2 separate regions of the Mus musculus genome follow, and region 2 is linked to region 1. The links are chromatin loops, found by intact Hi-C in ENCODE. Cell type or tissue: heart. All regions are shown on one strand.

Region 1 (8,000 bases):
TTTTATATACTGTTCAAACTTCACCTATGACCTAGCATTAATTCCAGCAGAATTATGAGACTGTACAAACAGGGACAACCTTAACTCTCTTCTAATTTTTGTCTCTGGAAGACTTGTGAGACCCTGGAACAAAGCCCAACAGCAGTTGTGTAAGGAGATGGCCTCATTTCATTCAGGCCTAGGACAGATTTATCAATAAGTATGCTGGTGGCCCCTGGTCATTCACAGACAGCAGTAATAAAGCCCCCCCCCCTACCGTTTTAGTTGTTTTCATGATGGGTTAGAAATCCAGAGTGGGTTCATTATTGCTGGGGTGTCTGTCTTTCTGTCTCTGACTGGACTTCAGCTGGCCTAGGCAGGCTTTGAGTCTGTGACCCTACCTTAGCCTCCAGAGAAGCTTGAATTACAGGCCTGTGCCATCAGGCGCTTGATTTATTTATGTTGGGTGAAAGTTACATTCTGGAATAAACCCCATTTGACGGTTGTATTTTTTTCTTATTTTGCTGTGACAATCTGCTGGTATTTTGTACAAGGATTCTCCATCTGCATCTCCAATGCTACTTGCTGATGACTGCTTCTGACACCTCAGGTTTTATAAGATTATGCTGTCATTACTCCCTCATTCTCCCAGTTTATGTATAACTAACATCACATGGTCTTTATATATTTACATATTTCATCAGCGAAACCATCTTGAGTCTAGAGGGTTTTTGTAAAATATTTTTAAATTATTAACTCAAAATTTCTATTTCCTCTTCAGAGAGTTTTGGTTTAGAATGAATTTATTCATTTATTGTGATCTGACTTTATTGGTCTAAATTAATTTGTACTATTCTTCTTTGACAGTTTTAACTAGCAATTGTCAACCTTAGGATGAGTAATCTTGGAGGTCAGCGAAGCTGAGGGACATGTCTGTGTGCATGGCAGGATGCTTACCCGCCTCCCTGGCTTTAACAGCTCCATTAGTAACAATACCTCTGACTGTGACAACCAAATATGGCCCAGGCACTGCCATCATGCCCTGGCCCTGGGTCCACCAAAGCTTCCTGTCTTATGCCTGTAGAGAAGTGATCAGTTCCCCCAGATATGGTGAGTTTCTCTCTTTATCCTTATTCCTCTAGGAACTTCCCCAGGATTTTCCAATGCACAAAAGTTAGGCTAGACACTAACTTGTCCCATGCCCCACAGTTTGCTGGCCCTGTCTTAGATGCTTTAACCTTTTCCTTCGACTTTTTCAATAAAGGCTTAAAATACATGTTTGTCTATAAGAATACTTGAGCTACACTGCATGTATTCCTAGCTAATGCTGATGGATATTAATGTATTGATGGTTATGGACAGTGTGTTCAACTACGGCAACACCAGGGGAATGTACGTTAACACACATGTCAATCTTATAAGCTTAGACAGCAAGCACAATGACATTAGTCTTAGAAAAACTGCTGACAGACATTAGAAAATAAGTCACAGACCAACATGACTCATAAATACAGCAAAAGTTCCACATAAAATGCCTTAACACAGTTAGTTGAAAGGAAAAGATAAAATGAGAAAGAATATGAACAATAAAATTTAGCTATGTAATTTAAGTATGCTTCCCCCACCAGGCAACATGCTGATACACTGCCAGGTGGGCGGCTTCCAGATTCTCTCTGCTCTTCTCCCTAAGGAAGGTCAGCACCACATTAACCAGGCTGGGGACCAGGGTGAAGTCAGTGCCCTGTGCTAAGCACTCATCTGCTGCCACCTGCTGGGAGGCAGAGCTGGGCTTCCAGCATCCTTAAAAGGTTTCACAAGGATAACCTTGGATGTACATTGTTGCCTATTCCATAGAAATGACCAGAAAAAAACGCCTTTGGGCCTGAAAGAAATGAACGATTTTAGGGTAAATTAGCTGCAGAGAAGATGTGACCTGAATACAAAACGGAGATGCATTCTTTCCCTTCCACAGAAACTAGATGGCATATTTGCACTTCCCATGAAGTGGTTTACAATGCAGTTTCTTAAAATGCTGCACTTCAAAAGTACTGATCAAGTGTCTACTTAAAGGTAACTAATGGTAACTAGCCATTTGATGTGGGCTAATGGAGAGATGAAGTGGGTAAGACAAATATACAGATACGTAGGAAAACAGTCAATTCAAAGAATATAGCAATGGTTGTTGGAGGCAGAGTAATGACCCTTAAGGCCATCACATTCTTATTTGAACGGAGGAGAGGTGTAGCCCTGACTTTGAGTGGAGACTGCTGGGGTGGATTTGAGGCTGTTTGGGACTGTTGCTTCCCCACTCTGGCTTCTCTTTTTTATAGGAGATAGTTTTAACCATCTTATAATTCTGTCTCTTATTCCAATGACTATTTTTGTACTTTGGGAGCAGAGAATTTATTTTCTAGTCACTTAGGTCCAGATGGGAAATAATTTTGCCCTGGATAGAAACCCAGAGTCTCACCCTTATTGAATTTAGAAATTTTACATGATTTAATCTTTTTAGACTTAGATGTTGTAATGCTTTGAAACTATGCAGTTCCTCTGGGAACAAGGACTGAATGAATTTTGCATAAGAACATTATGACTCTTTGGGGGCCAGAGGTGTGGTAGGGAAAGCTTCCCCCAATACAGATTTCCACACTTTCATCACCAGAGCCTGTGAATATATTTTCTTACAAAACGCAAAGGAACGTGGGAGCTATGATTAAGGACCTTGCTATGGTGAGATTATCCTAAGTGGGCCCAATTTTGTTACACCAATCCTAAAAACTAAAGACCTCTTTACTGATGCTACTGCCTTTGAAAGGAGAGGAAAGGGGCTACAGACCAAGGCACCTCAGGGGCTTCTAGAAGCTAGAAAGAACAAACTAACACTCTTCTCTCTGAGATTCTAGAAAGGAATGAAGTCCTCTGACAAGCTGACTTCAGCACAGGGGGTTAGTTGCACCCTGACCTACAGAAAACAGTACATTTCTGTTCTTTTAAATTGCTAAGTTTGTACCAACTTTTATGGCAGTAATAGAAAACAAATAGATGACTGTACTTACTCTGTTCATGCATTACAATAAGAGATTCCCATGTAATTCCCTTGAAGGAAACAAAGGCATATCTGATTAGTATCCATATTCTGACCCTCTGTTGCCTAGCTGATGTGATTTCCAATTCTCTGAGGCTTATAGCACCTGCTCTGGCTCCCTGTTCTTTAAACACATTAAAGATGGAAATAGGTTATATGCAAATATGATGCCATGCTGTAAAGGGACTGAGCATGCCAGCCTCAGGCGTTCCAGGAGCCTGAACAGTATCTGGCAGCTACTCAAATTTGTTGAAATGAAAATTTAAAAAGTCACAACTGACAGATTACAAAGACTCACAAGTCTTATACATACCATGGCAAACAGCGCTGAGCAGTAACCAAAAGATTATATGCATTACGTAAGTTGGTTGGTGAATTCCCAAGCCTTAATATATGGACTTAAATATGATATTTGTAATAACGAGGTCATTTCCAAACCCTTCCCAGTGCTCTTAGACATGGTGCAGCATTTGTTAAGGTCAGATTGTAAGAAAACTACTGTATCATGAATTTTGTATTTCTTCTTTGTAAATGTTTTAATAATTGCTAGGTACAAAGTTTCACTGGTTTTTAATTTTCAAAAATATTTTTATGTATCTACAAGTAGGAATGTGCTCTACATGTGTGCCTGGTGTTCTCAGAGGCCAGAGGAGGGCAGTGATTTCTTTGGAACTGGATGGCTGTGAACCTCCCTGTGGGCACTGGGAACCCAATCTGGCTCCTTTGAAGAGCAGCCAATATGTTCTTACGTTAATGTTAATCTCTGAGCCATAGCTCCAGTCCCAACAACTTTGCTTTTAAACATTTAAAACTTACGGTGGACGAGTTAAAGGAGCACTTACCGCTGCTGTTTAAGCTGCCTGTTTTTAACGTACTATCGTACCTTTCTCTGTCTCCACACACTTTCCTTCTGGACTGCCTGAAATTTGTAGGTCTCATGACTTCAGTAATTTTTTTTTTTTTAAATTAGCTACAGTGTGGCGCGGTGGGGCCCACCTTTAACCCCAGCATTTGTGAGGCAGAGCCAGGTAGTATGTAAACCAGCATGGTTTTAGGGAGTTCCAGGTCGGCCAGAGAGACCTTATCTCAAAAACACAAATAAAAAAATTAATTACCATTCAGCCCCAGTGCAAGGTAGAACCAGGTCAGGTGCTTTCAAGGGAGAGCCTGCCCACGCCTGGCGAACCTCCCCGGGCACTGCTGAGGTGGTGAGCACAGGCCTCTGGATGTGGGGCATAAGAAATATTACTACGAGTGCATCGGTTTTAAAGAAAGTGTGGGCCCCTGAGCCACTCAGAACTGCCATTGTTCGGCCGTGCATTTCGACTGGGGCTGGAGCGGCTACTCCAACAGGTGGCAACGTGCTCTGCAAAGTTTGCCTACGTCGTCCTCAGTGACCCGTCTCACGTTTCCAGGCGCGGAAGGAGTGGGCCTGGGCACCGCGGCCGCTGAGGGTTGGGCCGGGCCAGCCGAAGCCAGGACGCATTCCAGGTGGGGAACGCTGAGCCCAGAGCGGCCCTCACCACCCACTTCCCGCCCAAGCACACCCCGCCACCCGCGCCTGCGCCCGCCGCGGGACAGCCTTCGCTAAGCGACTGCGCCTGCGCGGGGCGTCGCGTTACGCCTGCGTGCCGCCGGCGGCGGAAGGAGCGAGCAGGGCGGGAGCAGTGGGCGGAAGGGGCGGTGCTCTGCTGCGCGGCCTCGCGAGGGTGAGTGTGGGGCCCGGTGCGCGCGGAGGCCAGGAGTCGGGGCCGCGGTGCGTCCTCCGCCCGGGGTCAGCCCCGCTGTCGGGGGCGCCCCCTGGAGGCTCGCGGGGGGCAGCCGAGGAGGATGTGGCTGAGTCGGGGGCGGGGTGGATGTGGTGGGGCCTGCAGGAAGGACTGGAAGGGACTGAGCGCTTTTTCCTTACATAAGAAAGGCGTCGCAGTCGCTGCTGTCAGGTTCTCGTGGGCCGGTTTGTGAGCTCGTCTCGGGCAGCGCGGAAGGAGCCAGGCCCGGAGGCTGTTCAGTGCTAAGGAGCTCCGCCTGCGGAAGGGAGCAGCAGACCCCTCAGAGGGGAAGGAATACAGATTTGCAGGTTATAAAGCAGGGTTCACTGGGAGTCACAAAGCGGTGTCTGGGTTGCCAAACACCGTCGCGACCGCGCCGGTAGCGTTCCACAGAAGACATGCCAACTTCAGATATGTTTCTCATTTGAAAAATGAAGGAGAGCCTAAGAAAAGGGTTTCTTACTGTCGCCTTTCTTAACAGTTCCCTTGCATATATTTTGGAGAACAAAGAAACTATAAAAAGTGGCTAAGCTAGTAGAAAACCAATTTCCAGGAGAAACAAAACGTTTGGAGGGTTATCTACAATGTCTCGAAAGTTCTTTGACGAAGTAAATATATTCAAGGAAATAGTATTTTTATTAGGATGGTTCTTTTAAGGCTTTGTTTCCTATTAGAGACTATAAACATGGAAAGTTATATAATCATGAGGAACGTAAATGGTGATTACAAAATGTGAGGGTGTCATAAGAATATATTTGGAATGGATGGAGCAAGTGAATGGTTGGAATTTGCCCCAGCTGATTGATGTCATGTGGGAAAAGTAGACATTTAGTCTTGCTGTATGTAAGAAAGGTGTTGAACATTGCTTTAAAATCAGTGCTTTAAAATCATTCATTGCCACGGGTCTTCTACAGAGATCTGAGTTTTCTGGAATAAGGAACAAGTATCTATATTTTTATGTGATCCTCCCGTTGGTTTTAATGTGATTGGTGTTGGGTTGAGTTAACAAGCACCCTCTGTGAGCCGGGTATCACCTAAGTTAGTATTCAGAATAATTTGATTTAGAGAAGAAAGATTTCCCCAAAGCCAGGATCATCAGGAGAGGATTTAAGAGAAGAGTGGATTTAAGCAGAGGAGAAATGTTGTAGAAGAGGAAAGATGAGACCAGTTAAATCTGGAATGTGGGAAATTGGGAAAGTAAGTACTAGGTTTGGAAGACCAAGTCTCCTTAGAGGAAGGAGGTCTGAAAGGAGAGTATGAGAAAATTGTGCAGCAGAAACAGACTATTGGACTTGGTTCTAGGGCATCAGTGTCACACAGAAGGCTTAAGAATGCTTGCAGTGGGGGCCCACTCCCCTAGTCAGAATGCCTGGAGTGGGGCCTGAGCGTTCCCTCTCACAGGTACTCCTGGTCTGGTTTGGGAGATCACTGTGCTAGGACGCGGAGGAATTTGAACAGAAGAAGCTAGATTCATGTTCCAAGATGGATCTTACTGAGCAGTCCAAGGGCACTGGAGAAAGAGTGGAGAAGGGCAGTGTTTCTCATTCTTGATCAGCACGAACTTGGCACCAGGTCCTGCCCGAGTGCACAGCCATTATTCACACTTGCTATTCCCCTGGCCTGCTTATATTTGCACAAGAAGAGCCTGAGACCATAAGAGGGCTCAGTTACCAGTGCTAGTCTCACTAATGCTGCAGATTTCCAGAGCAATGAATAACAACATTTAATGGTGAGAGGGTCCCAGCACAAATTGACCTCAGAGTAGAAATTTGGACATGTGACTCTTTCTGGAAATAGTGAAAGATAAAGTAGACAGGAACCTCAGAGAAGCCCTCCCGAGGCAGTGAGTGTGTTCTGTGTTACCCTCACTTATCAGCGACCACCTTAACCACTCTGTAAAACCATTTTAAAACTTGAAAGGGAGAGGTGAAGCTTTGAGCAGGGGTGGAGATGATAAGCAGGCTAGTGGTATCTGACAACATAGTTTCCAAATCAAAATCAGTTACACACCGGGTGATTGTGTGGCCTGTGTGTATTGTACTATATCATAGACACTGATTGGGTTTAAAATGCCTTTTCTTGTCATGGTAATTACTGACATTAAGAATATTCACTTGCTCAGTTCCAAGACAAATATCCCAAGTCAGGCCCTGCTGCTGAGCAAACTCCCAATGCAGAAAAGTGGGTATGGATCAGACTTTTAAAGGAAAAACACACATTTACAAGTGTTCTGCTTTCAAAATATCAATTAGCAGTCAGTGTAATGGAGTTATGGACTAACGTAAAATTATTACATATATTCTTTGATTCTGCGAACGAGCTATAGATACAGAGCACCCATGGTTTATAGTAGACTGCCATCTTAAAAGTTACCACTGTACATTGTGATGAGGGTTGTCAGGCTGGGGGAGTAATCACACTATGGTTCCTGGAGGATGAAGAGGGTTTTGTGAGATAATGAGAAAGAGCATGTCCCACATGGAAAGACTATGGTGACAGCCACTCTGGGAAAGAGCGTAGCTGCCTCTGGAGTCTGTACACACAGAATGGAGACAGCAGGAAAGCAAAGGTTGAGGAGGAGGGGGTGTCAAGAATTCATGGAGGAATATAAGGTATTTATGTCATCACTGCTTGCCTGGATTGTAAACTTGATGCCACCAGGAGTCATTTCTGACCCATATGCCAGTACATTCCAAGGTCTAGCCCAGGGCCCTGCATATGGTAGCTTCTGCATAAGTATTTATTGACTGTGCCATTGCACAGTCATAGAAGAAAACATTTTTATTTTTAAGGTAAGGCAGGGGGAGCCTTGAAGGTAGGTTTGAAGGAGAGTATATGAGCATGAGATGCCTGATAGCGTGGAGGATGAGTAGAGAATGTGTGAGAGGTGGCGTTGGTAGACTGTGGGCTTCCAGACTTCACAGTGTACTCATTGCAGGCTGCGGTAGAAAACCAGAAGAAACAGTGCTCGGGAGGATTATCTATAAAAGGGATACATGTTATCGAGTGACATTTGTGTTTCATGCATTCGTGCATGTGTATTGTAAATATATGTCTTATAGCATACACAGCTTGAAACCTACAACATTAGAGAGATGTGGATAATGGAGAAGAAAGAATAAGTCACTTTTGTGAAAAGTAGATGTGAACTTAAAATGTTATTATCT
Region 2 (8,000 bases), 480 kb after region 1:
TTTATATTTCAAGAGCCTAAAATGCTGTTTGATCAATGTCTGTAATTATTTGGTCTTGACATCAACTGGAATTTTACAGACAGACAGAAGGATGTTCCTGTTCTTTTCCAAATTCCACCCAGTTGTTCACTGTCTGGGGTATCAACCAAAGGCAGGTAGATCACTGTCCAGGATATCAATCAAAGGCACGTAGAAAAGGAGGAATCCACTTTGTGTTTCAGAAAACAATTCTGCATCTTAGATCCTGTAACACTTATCAGGGTTATGTAGCTGTTGTTTGAAGGTATTATAACTTTGTTGAATGTTAAACAACAGAAACAGAATTAAAATTTAAAATATAAATATAAAATATAAGTTAAAATATAAAGAGATCGTGGGGGTAGAAGAAATTGTCTTCCTGTGACTTTTTTTCTTCCATAAATAAAAAGCATGCATTAAGAATTCATGAAGTATCCCTAACCAAGTTCCCATACACTACTTAAATAGTATCTGCATGCAGTTTCCAATTAAACTAATTTGTAACGTTTTCTAATTGATGCCGTTATAATTCAGAGTTGCTTGAATTATTTTTTTGTTTCAGCATTCCCATGGAAACAATCTCTTCATACATTTAATTTATATGCAGAAGTTAGTTTGAGGGTTTGAGGCTTTTAACTTGTATTTGTTTTAAATTATTTAAGGCTATTTCGGGGTGCTCAACAGCCATCGTTTTAACTGTAAGTTTCCGTTTCTTAATATTTTAAGGTTCTTTACTGTAAACACACACACACAAGATCACTTCTAGCTCTTGGTTGGTTGTTTTGCTTTCGTATTCTATTTTCTGGCAAAAGAGAGAATATCAGAATATCGGACCTTTACTTCAAGCCCTGGCTGGGTGCCGACGGTACCATTAAACAAACCCGGTCTTGGAAGCCAGCTCACTAACGCGTTCTGACTGTTTTTGATCCCCGCGGGTCGCCATAGGCAAGGAGGACGCTGATTGGGTGAGATGGGAAAGCCGCTGCCGGGGGCGGTTTCGGTTTTCGGCGCGCGCGTCCGCGGAAGCCCGGCCTGTGAGCGTTCTGGATCCGGCTGCAAGGTGAGCCCGCGGCCTGGGAGGAATGAATGGGTGCGGGCAGGCACTCCGGGTGGGAGCGGCTGGCGTAGGCCGCGGATGGTCCGGGCTGGCGGGGAGCGGCTCGAGCCGGGCCTGCGTCCCAGGAGATGCTCGCTGGTCTGGGCCACGCGGGCTCGCGGTGCCGGGCGCGCTCCCGTGGCGCGCGCGCTTCGCGCCGATTGGGGTGAGCGCCCAGGGTTACGGTGGCGCGCGACTTCGGCGCCCTCCTCCACCCGCGAGCCCTGCGCGACGGAAAGTAAATACAGACGAGCGGAGGAAATGGTCCTTGCTGACGGCCTCGGCACACCAACTCCCTTTCTCTTGTGTGGGCCTGTTTCTGTTTCAGCTAAGACCACCAAGTTTTTTAACCACACACCAGTATTTAGTTTTATACTTACATTAAAATGAGACAAGTTGTGATTTTAAAATTCATTGATCTCGTTTGGGCCCCCTGTTTTATTGTGTGGATCTCATAAATTATTCAGCTGTTTCCCAGGCTGACGTCTTTGGGTGTGAGTTTTTTGCTTCATTTTCGCATCCCGAACGATATCGTGATGCCTTAACTTCTATTCCTCAAATTTTCAATTACTAGCATAGATGGTTCTTGCACATTGCGAGACTGGTTTTTCTTAAAGTGTTAGTAATTTATTTGGCTCTTCAAAACCGTGAAAGGGCCTACTGTGGTTCTAAAGTAGCAAAGCACAGCCTCACTTTGGAATTACTATTGGGAGTTTGAACTTGCAGGCTGTGACTGTGTGTGTGTGTGTGAGAGAGAGAGAGAGAGAGAGAGAGAGAGAGAGAGAGAGATAGAGAGACAGACAGACAGACAGACAGACAGAGACAGACAGAGAGACAGACTGACTGACTGACTGCACATGTTAATCAGATGCTGGAACAGGAAGAGACAGCCAGTACCCATCTAGCCTAACTTCCTTATTTTGCAGATGAGCCTGGGGCCGTGACAGGTGAAATGGTGATGAGTTACGCAAGCTGCACAGATAATTAAGTAGCAGAGATTAGAACTCAGGTTTCCTGCCTCCCAAGTGAGTACCCCTAACGACTGCAGCAGCTCTTCTCTCACTGAAGGGTGGCCTACTAGATAATAGAACTTCTTTAAAGAAAGTTTTGTTTTGTTTTTAACTCCCTGGCTTATTTTCTACTTTTGGATTGAGGGACTGGAAAATAGAAAAGTTACATTTTTGTGTTCAGCACTAGAAATTTATTTATTTTTTTGAAGGTCAACCCTTTCAAGACTTTGACGATTGCTTCCAGCTTCCCCGTGTTGGGATCAGATACTTCTGATAAGTGCTACTGTTATCCCTCCCAGTACCGAAAAGTGCATGGACGTTCAGGTTTCCTCTGTGTTTACATATAAACTGTGCAGTCTTCCTGTGCCCTTCACATCATCTCTAGATTACTCACAACGTGCCATTTAATGTCACTGGTTGCAGTAGAGTATTGCTTAGGGAGTACAGCAAGGGGAAAGTCTGTGTCTGGGTAGCAGAGAGACCGCTGGACAAGTAATTACAGCTTCATTTTACCAGGTGAGGCAAGGTTGGCTGGATCCGTAAACACTTTAAACCCACAGACACAGAGGGGCTTGCCTACTCAGCATCTGGTTCTCACGCCAAGGCTCGCCTTTCCTAAAATCCCGTGGTGTTTAAGCCAGAAAACCGAGAGAGAGGGAACGAGGTGGTGGCTAGGGCTCCCTGGCAGCATTTCTGTCAGCTGACGTGTTGAACCACTCCCACCACTCAGTCCTTCGTTGTAGAGTGCTGTCCTCTGAGCCAGCAGTTCCCACCCCAAGGTCACAGCCCCTTTGGGGGTGTCTGGCGACCCTTCCTCGGGAATTGCATGTGCATATCAGAGATTTACATTACAAATCATAACAGTAGCAATAAAATTAACCTTATGGTTGGGCTCACTATACCATGAGGAACTGTGTTAAGGGCTCACACATTAGGGAGGTTGAGAACCACTGCTGTACACTGTAGAGTCTTGAGGGACATCCCTGACCTCTGTAAACTAGATCCTAGTTACCACTCTCCTGTAGTGACAGTACAGACTGTAGACATTTTCAAATGTCCCCAGGGTGAGGCACAAAAGTCACCTCTGGTTGAGAGCAGCTTGCTTTTAGGAGTTAGCCTAAGTAACCCAATTGTCAGGGCACTCATGGCCAAACCTGGACACCTCGCAAGGGTGACCTCTGACATCATATGCACGCTGGAGCAGCTGCTTCTGCCCCGCCCCACTACATAAGACAAACGAGAAAAACATGCAGTAAGAAGCAAACACTGAGTAAGTGTCAGAAATCTGTATGTGACCAGGCTTCTTCCTAGGCTTGGCTCTGACCACCAAGCATTTCTGTTTTCCTTTCTTTTAGTATTTAATGGTTGTTAGAAAAGAATTGCAGGCTCGTAGCTGTTGAAGTGCGTGCATGATGCTTTAGTAGCCATGCCTGTTTAGTAGCTATGGTTGTAGACGGGTAAGGGAGGGATTGGACTTTCTGATACCATCTTTGAATGCCTCTTCCACACACAGTCTGTTCAGGTGCCAAGACTACTAGAGAAGTGAGATTTTTCTTGTCCTCTTGAATTTTTAAAGTCTCTTTGGAGACTGAGTCTAACATGGCTAATATATATCACTGGGTGAATACAGTTTGATACACACACTGCATGTGCCCTTCCCTTTACTTCATTGTTTAACTATGAAAAAAGTTGCTGTAGAGCAAATATTCTCTTACTAGACCTCTTAGTGGCTTCTCTCAGGAAATAGAGTGCCATGACCATGCACTTATGAAAATAGGTTACTTACACGGGCCTGCATAGGAGGCAGGAGAGGGTGATGCTGCAGCCGTAGACATGAGTGTATCTAATTTTGAAGGAAGAACTTTTGCCAAGGTGACCCTGGCAGAAGGAACTCTTTTTCTTGTGTTTATGGTTCAAGAGTCTTATCTCTTGCTTCAGAAATTGTCAGAACTATTCCTTCTGCCTTATCCAATTTAAAAGATGAAAACTTAAAATTACTTGAGCCAAGTGATGGAAAAAATTGTGGTGTCAAGACCAATTTACTTGTACAAAATGGATTTATGGGCAAGTCATTAAGTAACAGGGTGTACCAAGGAAGCCTAATGAAGACTAATGCAAAGGGTCTGGCTTCCTGTGTGATGAATAAATCGAGTTTGAGTCAACCATACTTGTTCCATATAACTTCAAAAGCATCCTTTCAAACCACCGAGCAGAAAGTACGCTAGAGAACAAATGAGGGGTTTGCGTCCAGCTCCTCCTCTCATGTGGCCTGAAGTCTTCTGAGCAAAGCGCCTATCTTCCTATACAGTGTAGATTGTGGACACACAGGGAAGCAGGAGTCCAGAGCTATTGCTGTGGCTCTGCCACCTAAATAGGAAGCAGAACCAAGAAGATTGCTGCGTAGGGTTTTCCTGTGCCCTCCTACCATGGTATCCAGCTAGCTAATATCGGATAATTGACCCTGGGGAGGCTAACCCAGAAATCTTGGTCTCTCACCCAGGGGCGAAAGTGGCCCTGCACTCCTACAGCCACCTGTCTCCTTTTGCAGGGTAGATTGTACTTTCAAAGCCAGAGACTCAGTGCCCTTGCTAAATAAGGCTGGTGGCCTATGTCCAACTTGGCTCAAGGGTTCAGAAACCCTCCTCTGATGTGCCATGTCTGGGCTCAGTCTTGTCTTGGTAGCCCTCTGTACATAATTCCATCCCAGTCATGCAGCCTTTGTGAGATATGTCGATACTGGTGTGTTTCTCTCTCTGGAGAGGAAGTGCCAGGGACCCAAACCACGTCTTCCCTGCAATGGAGGCTTAGTAAGCCCTCCATGAAGTGTGAATTGCCCTCGGAAGAGGTGGATGTTAACTGAAATAAAGACCAAGCTTAACAGAGAGAAGGGTACAGACAGTTAACAGTTTTAAAGCACTGAGTACTGTCAAGCCTAGTTTATAGGTTTTTTTTCACCACTTTTTTCGTCCTAAAGCATAAATGGTATAGGTAGAGGTGAAATTAATAATCCCTACATTTTGAGGTCGAAGGATGTTGCATTCCCTGGAACTGAAGTTACAAGCAGTTGTGTGTCACCTGGGTAAGTTCTGGGAATCAAACCTGGGTCCTCTGTAAGAGAAGTCCATATCAACCACTGAGCAATCTCTCTGATTCAATTGTAGACTTTTTAGTGTAGAGAAATGCACAATCAATCCACATGTGGTCAGTATGTGTGTACATATGTTATAACATATAGTTTCAAAGGCCAATGTGTTTGCATTCATCTTTTAACCTTGTTTAAGTATCTGAACAACACTGTAAGTAGAGTCTGCATCTGCTTACCCTGACTTTTCTCTATGGAATAGGACACTACAGGGACTTACCTTTAAATAAGTTTCCCTTTCTTCCCCCAGTTAACATGCAGTATTAAGCTGAAAAAATTTCCTACATTTACTATGAACTTTGTTTTCAAAAACATGGATTTTACTTAGAATATGAGAGTGTGTGCCTGGGGTTAGCGGTATGTGTGTATACATTCCATTTGGAGGCCAGGGGTTGACTTTAATGGGCTCTACAAAGCTCCTCACGTGACCTCTCAGGGAAGCTGGAGCTCAGTGTTTTGGCTAGGCGAGGCTAGTTAGCAAGTCCCCTGGGGCCTCCTGTTGGTGCCCCTAGTGCCAGAGTTACAGGTGTGTCTCCGGGCACCTACCTTCTAATGGTCCTGTGGAGCCAAACCCAGGGTCTCACACTGAAACAATAGGCCCTTACCCACCAAACCAGCTTTCCTCTCATACTAGGTTTTGTTTTGGGGTTTGATTTTTAATGCAAAATAGATGCTCTTTGTATTTCTGATTGTACATGAAGGAACTGGAGTCGTGGGATTTAGCCTCTGGTTGGACTCGAGAGGACTCTGGGCCTTCAAGGTTAATAGTGTCTGTAGCAGTGTTTAGCTGTAGAACAAGCAGCATGTGTACACAATACGGATGTGTGGCTTAGAGGTGAGCAGAAGATTTGTTTATACTAAACTCATGAAAAAGTACTGAACCTGTCACAGTAGTTACCATTTTCTCTATAAACTCAAAACAACATAAATAAAATTGTTGTGTAGCCAGTGGCAGTTGTAATTTCAGCTCTTAATTAAGATTGCAGAGCTAAGACATGAACTGGCAGCTCAGTGGAAACATTGACATTTGCTGAGCAAAATAATCAGTTGATGAATTTCTTTCTTTAATCTTTGAAGGCTTGCGGGTATCAGCTGTGAATGGCCCAGGATTACCTGAGTACTTGGCTTCTTGGGTAAAGAGAATTGTTTTCCTTAGATTATTGTCCCTTTGATTTGTTCATGCCTCCTAAGAGAGTGCTTAACTTCTGGAGTCTCTGTTCCTAAGGTAAAACTCTGGCATGTATCCTTACGTTGCCTTGCACAGTCTGTACCTTTACACTTTTGTTGAACTGATGAAAAATCTGCCGCATGGCATTCCAGCTTCACCAAGTGGCTAAGCCTGCATGCATGGGACTGGGGAGCAGCTTCGCAGCACCGAGTGGGCCGGGCGGACACTGGGGGGAAGTCAGCAGTACTATCTATAGAGAAAGTGTAGTTTTATTGAAAACAAAAATGTAGAATTGGAGGAGCAGTGAGTGTTTAAAATAATATGTCTATACCAGCTTTTAAGTCTCATGCTACATAAGAGGTCACTGAACTTCACTGAAACAAAAACCAGTTTCTAGTCTCTATAATTTTTGCTTGAGTGACTAGTATTTTTCTTTATTTACTGAATATTTTTGAGAGGTAGCTATTGCACAAGTAAAGTTTGTAAGATATGATGGCCAACTTTGATATTCCTGGTCCAGTAAATTTGGGTATGCAATTCTGTTCTGTGTTTGACTCTTAGAAATGAATTTTCAAGACTTTTCCCCTTGTTACTTAGAGCACTCCTGCCATAATTGTAACTGAACAATTCAAAATCTAACTTAACTCTCTGGCTTTGAGTGGGTGTTTAGCTACCTGTAAACTGAGGATAAAGCAGTACCTGCTAGGGCTAGGGAGGTGGCTGCCAGAAAAGGGTTTGCTGAGTAAGCATAAAGACCTCAGGTCCCGGACCTGCACCCTTGTGAAAAGCCTGGTATGACAGCATGCCTGTCTTAACTAGGGTGTCATTGCTGTGAGGAGACACCATGACCAAGGCGACTCTTATCAAAGAAAACATTTAATTAGAACTGGCTTCTAGTTTCTGAGGTTTAGTCCATTATCATCATGGCAGGAAGCATGGCAGCATCCAGGCAGATATAGTGATGGAGGAGCTGAGAGTTTTTCATCTTGTTCTGCAGATAGCCAGGAATTCACACAAGAATTTAAGACCTCAGCCCCCCTCAGCCCCCCCCCCCCCAGTGACACACTTCCTCTAACAAGGCCGCACCTCCTAATAGTACCACTTGCTTTGGCCAAGCATTCAAACACGTGAGTCTATGGGGTCATCCCTAGTCAAGCCGTCAAGGGCCCTATAACTCTAGCACTGGAGATCAGAGACAGACAGACAGACGAGGGCGGGCGCTGGAGGGCTCCTTGCCCACCCAGTCTAGCCAAACCAGTAAGCTTTTGGTTCAGTGGAAAACCCTGAATCTAATAGAAGAGAAAGTGGGGGAAAGCCTCGAACACGTGAGCACAGGGGAGACATTCCTGAACAGAACACCAATGGCTTGTGCTCTAAGATCAACAGTCGACAAATGGGACCTCATAAAATTGCAAAGCAATAGGACAAAACAGCAACCACAGATTGGGAAAAGATCTTTACCAACCCTACATCCGATAGAGGGCTAATAACCAATATATACAAAGAACTCAAGAAGTTAGACTCCAGAGAACCAAATAACCCTATTTAAAAATGGGGAACAGAGCT

What was found. A loop is a pair of places that touch in the nucleus more often than their neighbours do. Peaks named below come from ENCODE experiments on the same cell type or tissue, not always from the same donor. Only the 100,000 strongest peaks of a DNase experiment are listed, where the experiment ranks them.
Region 2: it touches region 1 in a loop (7-fold over the local background); 10 of 42 quality-filtered maps call a loop at or near these places.

The regions. Positions count from the first base shown.
Region 1 is chr8:79,291,687-79,299,686 of GRCm38, reverse strand. It overlaps Mmaa (methylmalonic aciduria (cobalamin deficiency) type A), which reads left to right and starts at 4,726. Exons shown (of 7, transcript NM_133823.5): 1 at 4,726-4,773. It overlaps Gm4890 (predicted gene 4890), which reads right to left and starts at 4,609. Exons shown (of 2, transcript NR_045823.1): 1 at 4,180-4,609. In heart, CTCF peaks have their summits at 1,756 (motif pointing left) and 4,866 (motif pointing left); DNase peaks (open chromatin) are centred at 1,706 and 4,736; H3K4me3 peaks cover 2,789 bases; H3K27ac peaks cover 2,784 bases.
Region 2 is chr8:78,814,126-78,822,125 of GRCm38, reverse strand. It overlaps Lsm6 (LSM6 homolog, U6 small nuclear RNA and mRNA degradation associated), which reads left to right and starts at 974. Exons shown (of 5, transcript NM_001191004.1): 1 at 974-1,078; 2 at 2,041-2,139. In heart, no CTCF peak of the experiment used is centred here; a DNase peak (open chromatin) is centred at 975; H3K4me3 peaks cover 1,752 bases; H3K27ac peaks cover 2,295 bases.